2 separate regions of the Homo sapiens genome follow, and region 1 is linked to region 2. A link is an interaction called in ENCODE POLR2A ChIA-PET data of the cell type or tissue named here. Cell type or tissue: Panc1. All regions are shown on one strand. Each heading gives the region's core, and the rest is flanking DNA. Links, peaks and the distances in the headings are about the cores only. Region 1 overlaps APP (amyloid beta precursor protein). Region 2 has its middle 130 kb from the start of CYYR1.

Region 1 (7,303 bases), core at 1,209-6,208, 550 kb after region 2:
TGGCCTCCCAAAGTGCCGGGATTACAGTTGTGAGCCACCGCACCTGATTACATATTTCACATATTTTAATTCAGACCAGCTGCATGTCAAGTACTTAGTAGCCACAGATGGCTAGTGGTTACTGTATTGGACAGTGCAGCTCTAGGAGAGTCTCTTCAACCTGCAGCTGTCTAGGAAGAGAATCATAGTTTCTGGAACAGGTAGAATCTATAAGACCTCCTTTTTAAGCTTCTCCACTTTACAGATGAAGAAAGTAATATCTGGAGATGTTGAGTTGTTCAAAATCACCCACATTTTAAGGATCAAGAGCCCAGTCCCTGTTCTCTAACTTCTAATCTCTTTCTTCATCACTTTTTCTGCTTCATGTTGCTGCATCCCCTTTAGTTACTAAGGTACTAACGTTAGGTTGTTGCTATCAGTTAAATATTAAGCCAGGAGCTTTAAGACAATCTGGCCCACTTGAAGGCATGGCCTGATTTGGACAAAACTTGTGGGGTAGGATGAATAGAGTTACCAGGCATATCTTCAACCTCTCTGTGGACTAGTATTATACATATATGAGATGATGTAGGGTCCAGTGATCAGTTCATCTTTTTCTATTGTGAGCACTGTTGGAATAGGAATGGGGGGACCTTTTGGGACCCAGGATATGTGATTCTGAACCCTGAAATGTCAGATGCCCACTAAAAGGAAGGGGAGAGATGGACCTGTCATTACCTTACACATTTTATTGTCTGTATGGGTATGTAAACATGTACAGATTATAAGGAATTGCACTTCATTTCTGGGCTTCTGGAAACACAGGTATTAAGATTTCATTTACCTCCCCTTGTTTTGGAAGGCTTATTGTGTGTGTGCCCATAGTTCTTACCCAGTTACACTTAAAGTATGATACTTTTTGACAGCTTAAGCCTATTGCATTCCTGGCATGTAAAATAGTTATTTTCAGAATGTAAGCAAATGTGGAAAGCTTACTGCCTGACATGGAGGGTTGGAGAAGTGGGATTGGTGTTCTTTTGTTGTAAACTCATTTTTGTGAAATATTTGCTTTACAACGTGAAGCATGCATGATGGATGAACTTTTAGAATTGAAAGTTATTTTTCATTTCATTCCTGAAATATTTACCAGCATGGATGTTGACTGAGTGCTTTGAAGAGTTTGCTTAGTCATATAACTTAGGTTTTATGATTTTAGATTTAATTAAACTTAAAGTTTTCCTGTTTGATCCTCAGGACTTCTCATCTGTGGCAAGGCTTTACTCACAAAGGAAATATCAACCTTGAAGTTAAGCATGCCCTGTGTTTCTTTATATTCTGATGAAAACGATTGAAGTTTGCCAGTGCTGTGTCTGGGACAATGCTTAGAGGATTCATGGCTTGTAGGAATGAGTTAAAAGTACAAGGATATTGGCTGGCATGGTGACTGTCGCCTGTAGTCCCAAAACTTTGAGAGTCTGAGGTCAGAGGATTGCTTGAGCTCAGGAGTTTGAGACAAGCCTGGGCAGCATAAGGAGATCCCATCTCTATGTTTTTTAAAAAAGTGAAAAACAACAACAACAACAAGGTACAGGGGTATCTGCGTTTCCTTAGGCAGCTGTCTTATATACCTTTAACCTTAAAAAAATCCACCATTTTTAAAACAGTGTTTTCTGTTGTTTTTCTTAGTAAATATAAACAATAGGAACTGAAGTTTAGGGCTTAAAATTTTTGAGAGAATAATTTTTATTTCAGTAGCTTTTGGGGTACAAGTGGTTTCTTGTTACTTAGTTGAATTACGTAGTGGTGAATTCTGAGATTTTAGTGCACTTAAGTAGGGTACCTTGTACCTAATGTCTAGTTTTTCTTTTAATCCCTAGTCCCCTATTACCCTCCTCCTCGTGAGTCTCTAAAGTCCAATATGTCCCTCTGTGTGCCTTTGCTTATTCCTAACTTAGTTCCCACTTATAAGAGAGAACATACGGTTTTTGGTTTTCCAATTCCTGAATTACTTTACTTAGAATAATGGCCTCCAGCTCTATCCAAGTTGTTGCAAAAGACATTATTTTGTTCCTTGTAATGGCTGAGTAGTAGTCCCTGATATATATATGCCACATCTTCTTTATCCTCTCATTAGTCAGTGGCCACTTAGGTTGGTTCTGCATCTTTGCATTTGTGAATTGTGGTCCTGTAAACATATGTGTACAAGTGTCTTTTTCATACAATGACTTCTTTTCCTCCGGGTAGATACCCAGTATTAAGATTGCTGGATCAAATGGTAGATCTACTTTTAACTCTTTAGGAAATCTCCATAATGTTTTCCATAGAGGTGGTACTAGTTTACATTCTGAGAGAATAATTTTTGTAAAATTATGTTTAAGCTAGATTTGGAATTGGGAAAGAATTACATTCTTTATAGGAAGCTTTTGAAAAATATATTTAAAAATATATAAAAATATGCATAATCCTACCACCCACAAATGTCTGTATTATTATGTCATTTCTAAACCATTTTTGAGATTATGCTATAGATTACGTTTTAGATCCTACATTTTATTTCTTAACATTAAATCTCATACTATTTTAAGTTCTTTGTACATGTAATGTTTACTGAATGGGTAAATCTGTTTAGGGAAACTGGAGCTATGTAGTTGTGGACTTGTGCTTTTGTTTTGTTTTGTTTTGTTTGTTTGTACATTTGCTTTTTAGAAATGTCTATTCAGATCCTTGGCCCATTTTTTTTTTTTTTTTTTTTTTTGAGATGGAGTCTTGCTCTGTCGCCCAGACTGGAGTGCAGTGGCGCGATCTCGGCTCACTGCAAGCTCCGCCTCCCGGGTTCACGCCATTCTCCCGCCTCAGCCTCCCGAGTAGCTGGGACTACGGGCGCCCGCCACCACGCCCGGCTAATTTTGTTTTTGTTTTGTATTTTTAGTAGAGATAGGGTTTCACCATGTTGGCCAGGATGGTCTTGATCTCCTGACCTCGTGATCCCCCCGCCTCGGCCTCCCAAAGTGCTGGGATTACAGGCGTGAGCCACCGTGCCCAGACAGACATGTGCTTTTTTATTTGGCATTTCTAGCCTGAACATAGGCTGGAAGTAGTGACTTAGAGAGGGATTGTTTGCCAAATATCAGGTAATATTTTAATTATTTATTATTTATTGTAATGCTGTGAATCAGGAGTCCCTAACCCCTGGGCCATGGACTGGTACCGGTCTGTGGCGTGTTAGGAGCTTTGCTGCACAGCAGTAGGTGAGCAATGGGTGAGTGAGTGTTGCTGCCTGAGCCCTGCCTCTTGTCACATCAGCAGGGCATTAGATGCTCATAGGAGCGCAAACCCTATTGTGAACCGCATGTAAGAAAGTGAGAGCTGCGTTGCACACTCCTTATTAGAATCTAATGCCTGATGATCTGAGGTGGAGCAGTTTCATCCCGAAACCAAACCACAAAATTGTCTTTCATCAAACCATTCCCTGGTGCCAGAAAGGCTGGGGACCACTGCTATAAATTGCTGCTGTCAAGTAGTGTTACGCATGGTGGTCTTTAACATAAAAAAAAAAGGTAATGAACGTACACCACACAGATTAGCAAAAATAAGGAAAGGCTGATCTAGTAGTTCAAACAAGCAATCCTCTTATTTAATGGTTCTGTGATTGCTCGTGTAGGCAGAAGCTTAACTGTAAGTTGTTGCATTTGACAGGCAAATGTAGCTGGAGCTGGAATGTAGATATTAGTGAAATTGTGATTTCAGTTTACTGGAGCCATTCAGTGGGAGCATGAAGTGGGTTACATGATTACACGGATATAAATAAAGCGTCCTCCTTGCCACTTCACTGCTGTTAAAGTCTCTCCTGATGTTATGTGGTGAAAAACAAGTCAAAAACATTAATTCTGTCAAGTTTCCAAAGATATAAGAATCTTTGACCAGAAAAGAGACGGTATTTATCTTCAAATTTAACAAATTGTGATGAAATGCTGCTGTTACAGAACCTAGTGTAAGGTCGTGGAGTCCATTCAGCCAGACACATGTAATTTTGATTATTAACTGCCGTTTCTGTGGTCAGTCGGCCAGTTTTATATATTTCACATTATAGGTATTTGGAGCAAAGACAGTGTTGTTTATTGTTTACTTTAAAAAAATACAATACTGTAACTACATAATGAGTAAATGTTGATACTGTTGAAAACTAATAAAAACAAATTCTTACACTATCAACATCACAGAAATTCTAATTGTAAGAAAATATTGATATAATATGGAAATCCGTTCATTTATTTGGTGCATTAATTGAACACCAACACTATGCCAAGCATTGGGATACAACCATGAAAGAGGCCAGCTTCCTGATCTCACAGAGCTTGTACTTTGTTGGGTGGGGCAGAGAGCAAATCAGTCAATCTGTCTGTCTGTCTGTCTATCTATCTGTCTATCTATCTGTCTATCTAGATGTCAATCAGTATACTCTGTGCCACTTGGTGGTCAGTGCTATGAAGAAAAATTAAGCCAGTGAGGAGCTGGATAGAGACACAGTCTGGAAGGGTATGAAGGGGATCAGAATATGCTACCCCCAAATATGCCATTTCAGCAAAGTACTAATTTGAGCTGAAGACAATCGAGAAATAGCAGACCCAGGACAAGCTTTACCCCCTTTTTATAAAAATTTTGCTGTGTGAAGGTATCCTCCTTCCCCTCTCCATCCCTGGAGAGACCACTAGAGGTGGCACCATCGCCTGCAGAAACAAACCTTATTGAAATAACCCTTATCTTCTATTAGTTTCCCCCATATATTTACCTTACCACACTTCCCCTGGAAGCCCTAATCCCCTCTCCTTTGTCTTGTGACTTCTCCACAGTTTATTGCTCTTTGTTAAAATGGTGTGTATGCTCTCAGGCCTAACTGCTTCTTTTGGGTTTTTGCTTTTCTGTGGAGCTCCCTCCTCTCCCCTCCCTCATGTAAAAATAATAACATTAAATAAAATTTGTGTTTTTTCCCCTGCGAATCTGTCTCGTCAGTTTAATTGGCAAGGCCTCATGTGCTGAACCTAACAGGGTAGAGAAAAAAGGTTTTTTTCCCCTTTTCTACAAGTATTAAACCTGGAGAGAACAATACAGTGTAAAGGCTGTGAGGTGGGAGCATGCTGGGGTGTTGGAAGAAGCACATGAGCTTACAAACATTCCATCAATTTGCATTCATTCCAAAAATTGTATGCAATTTTTCAGTGACGATTCCCATTGATCAATCATTTATAAAAACTAATGGTGAGGGTCTTCCATACTCAGTTTACTCCCTTCTTGGAAAAGAATGTACATTTTAATCAAGATGATTTCATGAAAGACATTCTGTACTCCAAACATTTAAAAGAGCGTTTAGAGTATACAGCAATTCATCTTTTCTTCTGTATTTTAAAATTTAAGACAGGGAGAATTATTGTATTATACTTAGTTCAGATTTGGTGGTGGTTTTGTTTTTTGGTTCCAGTGAAAAGAAATTGCATCAGTAACCTGGCGGTCAACCGTGCCATATTGTTTGTGATTTATTAGTCTGGAAAAAATAACTGTATTTCTGGCATATGTAAAAATAGTTTGCTGAGAGGCCTCCTTGGTTGTGGCAATAGTAATACTAATTACCAGGTACTGTATGTAGCTCATTCTATGAACCAGGCCTTGTTGAAAAGTGCTTTCACTTAATTTTTTCTTTTCAGCAGCCTGTGAGGTACCTACTGTTATCCCCAGCTGGGAGGGAGCTGGCCAGTGGACTGGGTTTAAACTATGTTTTCATTGTCTTTACTCTTAACCACTTATCTTCTCTGCCTCCAGCAAAATAAGTCAAAGAGTTCAGCCAGTGTTTCTTCTTGGACTAAGCAGTCAGCCTCCTAAGTAAGCAAGCCTTGGAATGCAATTGATTGGTAAGATACTAAAGTAATCAGTAAGGCCCTCAGTTCCTGGCTGCCAGCTTCTTTCACCCTCTCCTGCAGGAAGTTCTGAATGCTGATATCTCTACTTGGTGTCTTCTCTCCCCCTCCCAATTCCATTATTTCCCTTTTTCTCAATCCCAAGTGAAGGAAGTTCTGAGTGTGGATGTTGGAGTCATTCAGACCTTGGATCTGAGTCACAACTCTTTCAATTTACTAGAAATATGACTGCAAGAAAATGATGTAAGCTTCCCTAAACCAATTTCCACATCTACAAAGTATCTAAATAGATTGCTTAGGAGAAAAATTGAATTAAATTGAATAAAGTGCAAAGCACAGAACATGGCCAGGAGTAGGCCCTGGATGAATGAGGGAAAAATGGTTCTGATTTTTATTTTTGAGCCTCTTTGTAACATTTGTTGGCCCCTTCAGAATAATCCTTAGAGTTCATATCAGCCACCCTTCATCCCTCCTGGGATGGGCCAGGGGAGAGGCCCAGTTGCCTGTGACACTGCTTCGTTTCACATTTCACTGCTTTAGCATCTCAACATTTCATTGATAACATTTTTGATGCCTGAAAACAGAATAACTTATTTGTAATTCTACATACATTTTGTTTGTGATCAAGTTGTTAGAGTTTGAAATGAGCCTCATTTCCTTGGGTTTTGTCCCTCCCCATCTGACCTTCCTCTTCTCAGTGAACCCTGAAGAAAAAACACTAGCAAAGGAATCTCAAGAATGTTGGTTCGGGACACAGCTCTCTCCATCTACTCTCCTGCCCTAGTCCTGCCCCTCCTTGTGTTTTCAGCGGTGACCAGGCACTGGTGACAGCCTTGGCTGCTTGGACCAGCTGGAGGTAGCTGCAAAATGCCTGCCTGCTAGCTTTGAAAAATCTCTGCCAACCTCATTGAAATAATTGTTTACCACATATCAGAGGGGACTGGGAAGTGGGTAATTGAGAGATCTTTTTGAAGGGGTTTGTGGCTTCTCCACTTGCAGAGGCTTCCTGAAATGGTGGGTAATGCTCATGCCTCAGGGAGAATCAATATCCTTCTCCTAAAACCTGCTCACACGTAGCTCTAAGTATTAGACATGCATTTTTGTTAACATTTTATCAGTGCATTTTTCTACCTGTGTCATTTGGACCTTAGATTCGGGAGAAAATCACTGTGTATCTTTGGTGGTTTCAGGTGGCTCTTAAATTTCATTAATTCACAAAATCTGAATTGAATGGAATAGTCTGTTTTGGGAGGTTTTTTTGGGGGGGTTGGGGAGGGATTGGATTTTTCAGTCCTTCCAAGAGACTTCAGGTTTTTTTTTTGATGTTCTGATTAGCCCGGTGTGTGTAAGGCCCTATCAGGTGTTCGCCTGTGTGATCCTATCACACCCACATCCTGTAGCTGCATCCAAGTGCT
Region 2 (7,303 bases), core at 1,572-6,571:
GTGAGGTCTGCCCAGCCATGTGGAACTGTTAGTCCATTAAACCTCCTTTTCTGTATAAATTGCTCATCCTCGGGTATTTTTTCATAGCAGTATGAAAATGGACTAATATAGTAAATTGGTACTGGTAGTGGGCACTACTGTAAAGATACCCCAAAATGTGGAAAAGACTTTGGAACTGGGTAACAGGAAGAGGTTGGAACAGTTTGGAGGGCTCAGAAGAAGACAGGAAGATGCGGAAAAGTTTGAAGCTTGCTAGAGACTTGTTGAACGGCTTTGACCCAAAATTCCAGGCGGAAGTAGTCTCAGATTAAGATAAGGAACTTATTGGGGACTGGAGCTAAACTGGTTCTTGCTATGCTTTAGTAAAGAGACTGGTGGTATTTTGCCCCTCCCTGGAGATTGTGGGACTTTAAACTTGAGAGAGATTATTTAGAGTATCTGGCAGAAGAAATGTCCAAGCAGCAAAGAGTTCAAGAGTGACTTGGGTGCTGGTAAAAAGGATTCAGTTTTATGTGTTCACAAAGACATGATTTAGAAATGGAACTTAACATTTAAAAGGGAAGCAGAGGATAAGTTTGGAAAATTTGCAGCCTGATGATGTGATAAAAAAGAAAAACCCACTTTCTGAGGAGAAATTCAAGCTGGCTGCAGAAATTTGCATAAGTTATGAGGAGCCAAATGTTAATTACCAAGACAATGGGGAAAATGTCTCAAGGGCATGTCAGACACCTTCACTGCAGCCCCTCCCATCACAGGCCCAGAGCCCTAGGAGAAAAAAAATGGTTTCCTGGGCTGGGCCCTGGGCCCCCCTGCTGTGTGCAGCCTAGGGACTTACTGCCCTGTGTCCTAGCCACTCCACCCATGGCTGAAATATGCCAAGGTACAGTTCAGGCCATTCCTTCAGAGGGTGCAAGCCCCACACCTTGGCAGCTTCCATGTGATGTTGAGCCTGCAGGTGCACAGAAGTTAAGAATTGAGATTTGGGAATCTCCACCTAGATTTCAGAGGATATATGAAAATGCCTGGATGTCCAGGCAGAAGTTTGCTGCAGGGGCAGGGCCCTTATGGAGAACCTCTGCTAGGGAAGTGCAGAAGGGAAATGTGGGGTTGGAGCCCCCACAGAGAATCCCCACTGGGGTACTGCCTAGTGGAGCTGTGAGAAGAGGACTACCCAGACCCTAGAATGGTAGATCCACTGACATCTTGCACTGTGTGCCTGGAAAAGCCACGGACACTCAATGCCAGCCCATGAAAGCAGCCAAGAGGGGAGCTGTACCCTGCAAAGCCACAGGGACAGAGCTGCCCACGGCCATGGAAGCCTACCTCTTGTATCAGAATGACCCTGTATGTGAGACATGGAGTCAAAGAAGATCATTCTGGAACTTTAAGGTTTAATGACTATCCTATTTGTTTTTGGACTTGCATGGGGCCTGTAACCCCTTTGTTTTGACCAATTTCTCCCATTTGGAAAGGGTGTATTTACCCAATGCCTGTACCCCCATTGTATCTAGGGAGTAACCAACTTGCTTTTGATTTTACAGGCTCATAGGTCGAAGGGATTTGCCTTGTCTCAGATGAGACTGGACTATGGACTTTTGAGTTAATGCTAAAATAAGTTAAGACTTTGGGGAACTGTTTGGAAGGCATGATTGGTTTTGAAATATGAGGACATGAGATTTGGGAGGGGCTAGAGGTGGAATTATATGGTTTGGCTCTGTCTCCAACCAAATCTCATCTTGAATTGTAGCTCCCATAATCCCCATGTGTCATGAGAGGGGCCAGGTGGGAGGTAATTGAATCATGGGGGCGAGATATTCCCATGCTGTTCTCATGATAGTGAATAAGTCTCTTGAGATGTGATGGTTTTATAAAGGGCAGGTTCTCTGCACATGCTCTCTTGCCTGATGCCATGTAAGCATTTGCTCCTCCCTTGCCTTCCACCATGACTGTGAGGCCTCCCCAGCCATGTGGAACTGTGAGTCCATTAAACTTCTTTTCTTTATAAATTACCCAGTCTTGAGTATTTCTTCACAGCAATACGAAAATGGACTAAAACACTATGATAATTTTTTTTGTTTGAAATATAAACCATTATGAGGAATGCTAAATTAAACTTGTGAAAAGGGTAATATTGCATTTTTAACTCTATAGCATATTCAAGACAAAAGACCTAAATTTTCCATGGAGTTTCTCTACTGTTTTCACCTCAAAATAAGTCCATGGAGAGAAACTAAAACTAGTCCCATGAAAGAGAATTTTGCTTTGATAATGGCCAAACCTCTCTAAGATATGAGTTTTGTAACCCATGCTGTCCATTTCCACAATGAGTTAAGCCACCAGGGTTCCTGTTAACATACTGTATTAGTCCATTCTCACATTGCTAAACGGACTTACTTGAGACTGGGTAATTTATAATGGAAAGAGGTTTGATCGACTCACAGTTCTGCATGGCTGGGGAGGCCTCTGGAAACTTCCATTCATGGCAGAAGGGGAAGCAAACACAACCTTCTTCACATGGCAGCAGGAGAGAGATGTACTGAGAAAAGGGGGAAGCCCCTTATATTAATAAAACCATCAGATCTTATGAAAATTCATTCAGTATCACAAGAGCAGCATGAGGGAAACTAACCCCATGATTCAATTATTTGCACTTGATCCCGCCTTTCACATGTGGGGATTATTACAATTCAAGGTGATATTTCCGTGGGGACACAGAGCCAAACTATATCACATACATTGATTATTTTTTTTTTCTATGTCAGAATGTTCTGATTGTGCTACATGAAAGTCTGCATCTATAAAAATGACAGACTTTAGAAATCTCCAAGAATCTTCCCTATCAATTATCAGGTTTACAGATCAATATGCAGATAAATCAAGACAAATTTAACTTGCTTGGATGAAGAGATGGAAATTTTGTGCAATGAGATGTTGCAGATTATAAATTTTAAAAGAAGCTTCCAGAAAGAGAATACAATTCACCTAAATGATGTATTCTGAACTGCATTAATCTGTAAGATTTTTCTTTGCTCTCTACCTATACATATACACTGCTTACATTGGAAAAAAAAAAAAGCCTGCTTTATATGAATATAAAGTGAATATAAAGCAAGATATGCAATAAAATATTCATAATGCCAAACTTCCAGGTCTCAATACATGCTCTTTCTAGAATATCAAATATAATGAACCCTCCAATTAGAATTAGGTTTGGTTCTTTTTCATCCATTCATATTTTACATTACCTGAGTGTGTGCATGCTATATATAGCTGCCCTTTCTTCATGTAACCTTCAGCTATCTTGGATGAATTTTAAAACTCCCTTTGCAAATTCTTATAGCCTTTTAGTATTAAATAAGTCCTCACTGACATTTACAAGTCATACCATTTACAAGAGTGCACTGTGGACTTCATGTTTATTCCCCATTCATTGCAATAAGATGTGATGTTTAATGCTCTATTGATTATTGCTGCAGTAACAAGTGACACTTTTAATGAGTTATTTTCTTCTCTTGGCTTCATCCTTGATACACATTACACAGTAAACTATACTGTACCTTAAAAACATGCTTATTTGCATCCAATAATAAGGTTAAACAACTCACTTTCTTAGGTTGATGAAAAACTATAATACCAGGGCAAATAATGCTACAAATATTAAGATATAAAACAGACTGTTTTTCTAATGACACCATTTTTATGGTGATTAAGACATTTCCTTCCTAGAGTTGAAATCATTAAAAGTTTTTCCTTTACTTGGTGAATCTGTAAGTTGAAAGTTGACATATATTCTCTATTTATATGCAGGTTAGATGAGCTATGGAGTGGATATTTTGGGTTTAGTTTTAAATAACTCCTTGCAGCAAGGAATAAAGAGAAAAAAATAAATGTTTTAATGATAGTTTAGAATGTTGGAAATTGGACATTGTATGCTTTAATTGTAAAAGTTTTTTAGTTTTGTTTTTGCTGGAGATTATCTCTTTATTATGATAATTGAAGGAGAGACACTAATAAAACAAAGATCTTTTTGGCTTTTTATTCATGTTTAATTAAATTCAAATTTCCTAAGAAACAGCTAAAGCTATATCTCTGTACACAATTAATGTGACCATAGCTGTCAAGTTACTCAAAAGAAATGAGTCACATAATTTTTTAAAATATTCACTCATTTTTATTTGACTTTTTTATCTGATTATAATAACAATTCACGGATGGTCTTAGATGGTAGCCTTCTTTATATCAGAAAACGCTACTTATCCCCCAAATCTACACTATCCTGTACCTTACACCTTAAATACAGTCCTCAGATAACACTTGGTATCTACAGGTTCTGGCTCCACAGATTCAACCAAGTATGGATCAAAAATATTTTAAAAAGAAATGAAAAAATAAATTAAAAAACAATGCAGCGTAACAACAATTTACATGGCATTTACATTATATTCAGGATTATAAGTAATCTAGATGTTATTTAAGGTATATAGAATAACATGCATAAGTTATATGCAAATATTATACCATTATATATAAGATACTTGAGCATCTGTGGATTTTGGCATCCATGGTGGTGGGGAGGGTGGGGAAAGAGGGGGATCCTGGTACTATTTTTTTTTTTTCAGTTTTCAAATAACTATTCCCAGAAGAAAATGCAAACTATCATTAGGGCTGGCACATTAAGCCTTATCAGATATTGACTCTTCAGCTAATGCTTCATTATTTCCTTTCTAACTTGACAGCTTGCTGAGAGCAGCTCCCGTAGAATAGGGCCTCCAGAGAGCAGCAAGAAGCCTGCAGCGCAAGAGCTCCAGCCCCAGATGCCAAGTATTAGAGGAAAGCCAGAGTGAGAATTCGGCATAGCCAGCAGGCTGGCATATGGATAAGGATTGGGAATAGTAAGAGAAAGATGGGAAAGGTGACCAAAAACAATATAGAGGCAGAGGCCAAGTGAATGCATCCCAGCAGCAGACCACTTCAAAAGTAGTCCTGGTGCTGATTGCCTAGCAGGAGAGTTGAGTGCCACAGGCTAAGAATGAGTGAAGAGGAAAAAATCATGATGTCATGTATGCAGTAATTACTATGTCAGAAGAAAATATTTTAAAATATTGGATCACTCTTGTTCTACCATCCCTACCCACTCCTAAATCATGCCAACATATCTGAGACAAGTTCATGCTGCCTCTCACTTTAGTGACACTCTAGGATGGCTGGCATCCCTGATTTGGAGACTCCAGGAAACCTACAGATGTATATATGTATCCTTTAAACTTTTTAAAATAATAATCCAAAATATATTAGCTTCTGATTTTAGAAATCACTCAATTTTCCTATTTAAATGCAGAGTTCCTATATTGCTTATAAAATGAACAATGTGAATAACAATTGCTTATACCTGCTGGTTTTTGGGGAAAATTGATAGCCGTTATATGTTTTTTTTTTTTTTTTTTTTTTGTCATCCTAATGATCTCTGAGATGGCATGAATATATTCATGTAATATGGGTGCATGTGAACCTAACTACAGAAAGGAATTGAGTAAATAAATTTTCAGAAGCCAAATCACATAATAGAAAATTAGGTCTGTTCTATACCATACAAATAGCTGTAATAATAATGGATTTTATCATTTCTTCAATTCGTTATAAGTAGGGTAGTGCCTAAAGACAATGATTCTATGCATTTGTTTAACAAACATGAACTGAATGCATAATAAGCACCAGGTATTATACTGCACATTATATACAACAACAAACCATACACGCACAGTTCCTGACCTCAAAAACATTACATTCTAGTGGGACATAACACAGTTAAGAGTGCAATACCATGGAGCTTCACAGGAAGAAGGCAAGTAAGCCAGAGGCTTAAAGGTTGAACAGGAACGTGCTAAGCAGGTGAATCACAAGTAATGACAAAGACATTTGAAAAACCCAAACATCCATGAGAGCAAGAGGTAAAAAGATTTTGTTCCAATTATAGTTTTCGCTAATAGTGGTTAGATAAAATTGTCCATTTTAATTTCTACCCATGAATCTCATATCATAAGAATAGAACTCCTGAGTTGATGCAGAACATTCTATTCTGAATTGTGAATTGAGATTGCTTAGAATTTATGTGTTTTTAGAAACATTAATTTGGTGGCCATGACAATGCACCTTGCAGAATTCGAACTAGAGGAAGTGTAATGCACAGAGGCTCTGGCTGTTCTTTGAAATCCATCACCATGTTTAAGCTGACATCATGCTTCCCGTAGGCACAGTGATGCTAAGGCAGTTTTGACATTAGGATACAGATATCTTCTCTTTTCATGCAACTCTGCCTCATGGACTCCCCAGTGGTCTCTTGCTGGACTTCCTTGAGACTGCATACTGGTCTATGACGCTTCCACCCAACCTTCCTTTTCTCTTTCCTTCCCTCATGGTCAGACTTGCGTGGGGTATGATGACTCTCCCAGCCTCTCTGTTCTTCCTCCCCATTTTTTCTCACAGGGATTTTCCCTAGTAAAATCTGTGAAGGGGCTTCTTGGAGGACCTGAACTAACTAACACAAATGGTACTAGATGTGGTCTGATAAAACAGGTGATAAGAGGACCTGGGACTGCCTTGCAGTCATGGTTCTATGAAGGGCACAATTGAAACAACTGAAAGATGAGGGCAAAGTCCAAGCATAGGTAATGGATTGGTTGGCTCATTACCTGGGCTGAAATGGATGGTGGCTGCACTATAGACACATATAGGAGTGGCCTTGAAAAAGAGCAAAAAGGGAAATTCTTTCCAATGGGCAGAGCTATGAGCAGTGAACTTAAGCATTCACTTTTTGTGGAAAGAGAAGTAGCCCAAAGTGATAATATGTACAGATTTCCATTCAGTGGCCAATGTCCTGGATGTCTGGCCAAGGATTTGGAAGGAACAGAATTTGGAAGAGCGGAGACAATAAATTCTAAGGTATAGGTCCATGGTTGACATAGAAGAGTGAGACTGTCATACAACGTGTGAATTAAACCTTAGATATTATTTTTAATTTGCCATGTTGATCTACCTCTATCTGTTGAGCTAATCTGCATACCAAACCTGTGCAGGCCTAGTGAATAATTTAAAAGTTAGATCTTTGTTTCTCCTTCTACTTCTTTAGTCATGTCTAATGAAAAATTCCAAATATATAAAGTAGGAAGATGGAGTAAAGAAGCCAACTTTCTTTCTCCAAAATCTTTCTTCCTAAAAAAGTGATTAACTCAATATCTGATAGAACTAAATACGTGAGACATAAACTTTGATAGTTTATGGGAGCAGGTGAAAAGAATATAGCTAC

The links. Peaks named below come from ENCODE experiments on the same cell type or tissue, not always from the same donor. Only the 100,000 strongest peaks of a DNase experiment are listed, where the experiment ranks them.
Region 1: POLR2A ChIA-PET joins it to region 2 with 5 read pairs; 3 of 35 experiments call an interaction of 5 or more read pairs at or near these places.

The regions. Positions count from the first base shown.
Region 1 is chr21:26,147,716-26,155,018 of GRCh38, reverse strand. All of the region lies in intron 1 of APP (amyloid beta precursor protein), which reads left to right. LOC124900466 (a long non-coding RNA gene) reads left to right here. Exons shown (of 2, transcript XR_007067829.1): 1 at 1-5,882. Among named protein-coding and RNA genes, the nearest start is that of APP, 19 kb to the left of the region's middle. RefSeq lists an enhancer at 5,514-6,083. In Panc1, for the core only: a CTCF peak has its summit at 4,672; no DNase peak of the experiment used is centred there; H3K27ac peaks cover 1,675 bases.
Region 2 is chr21:26,696,077-26,703,379 of GRCh38, reverse strand. No RefSeq gene overlaps it. Among named protein-coding and RNA genes, the nearest start is that of CYYR1, 130 kb to the right of the region's middle. In Panc1, for the core only: no CTCF peak of the experiment used is centred there; no DNase peak of the experiment used is centred there.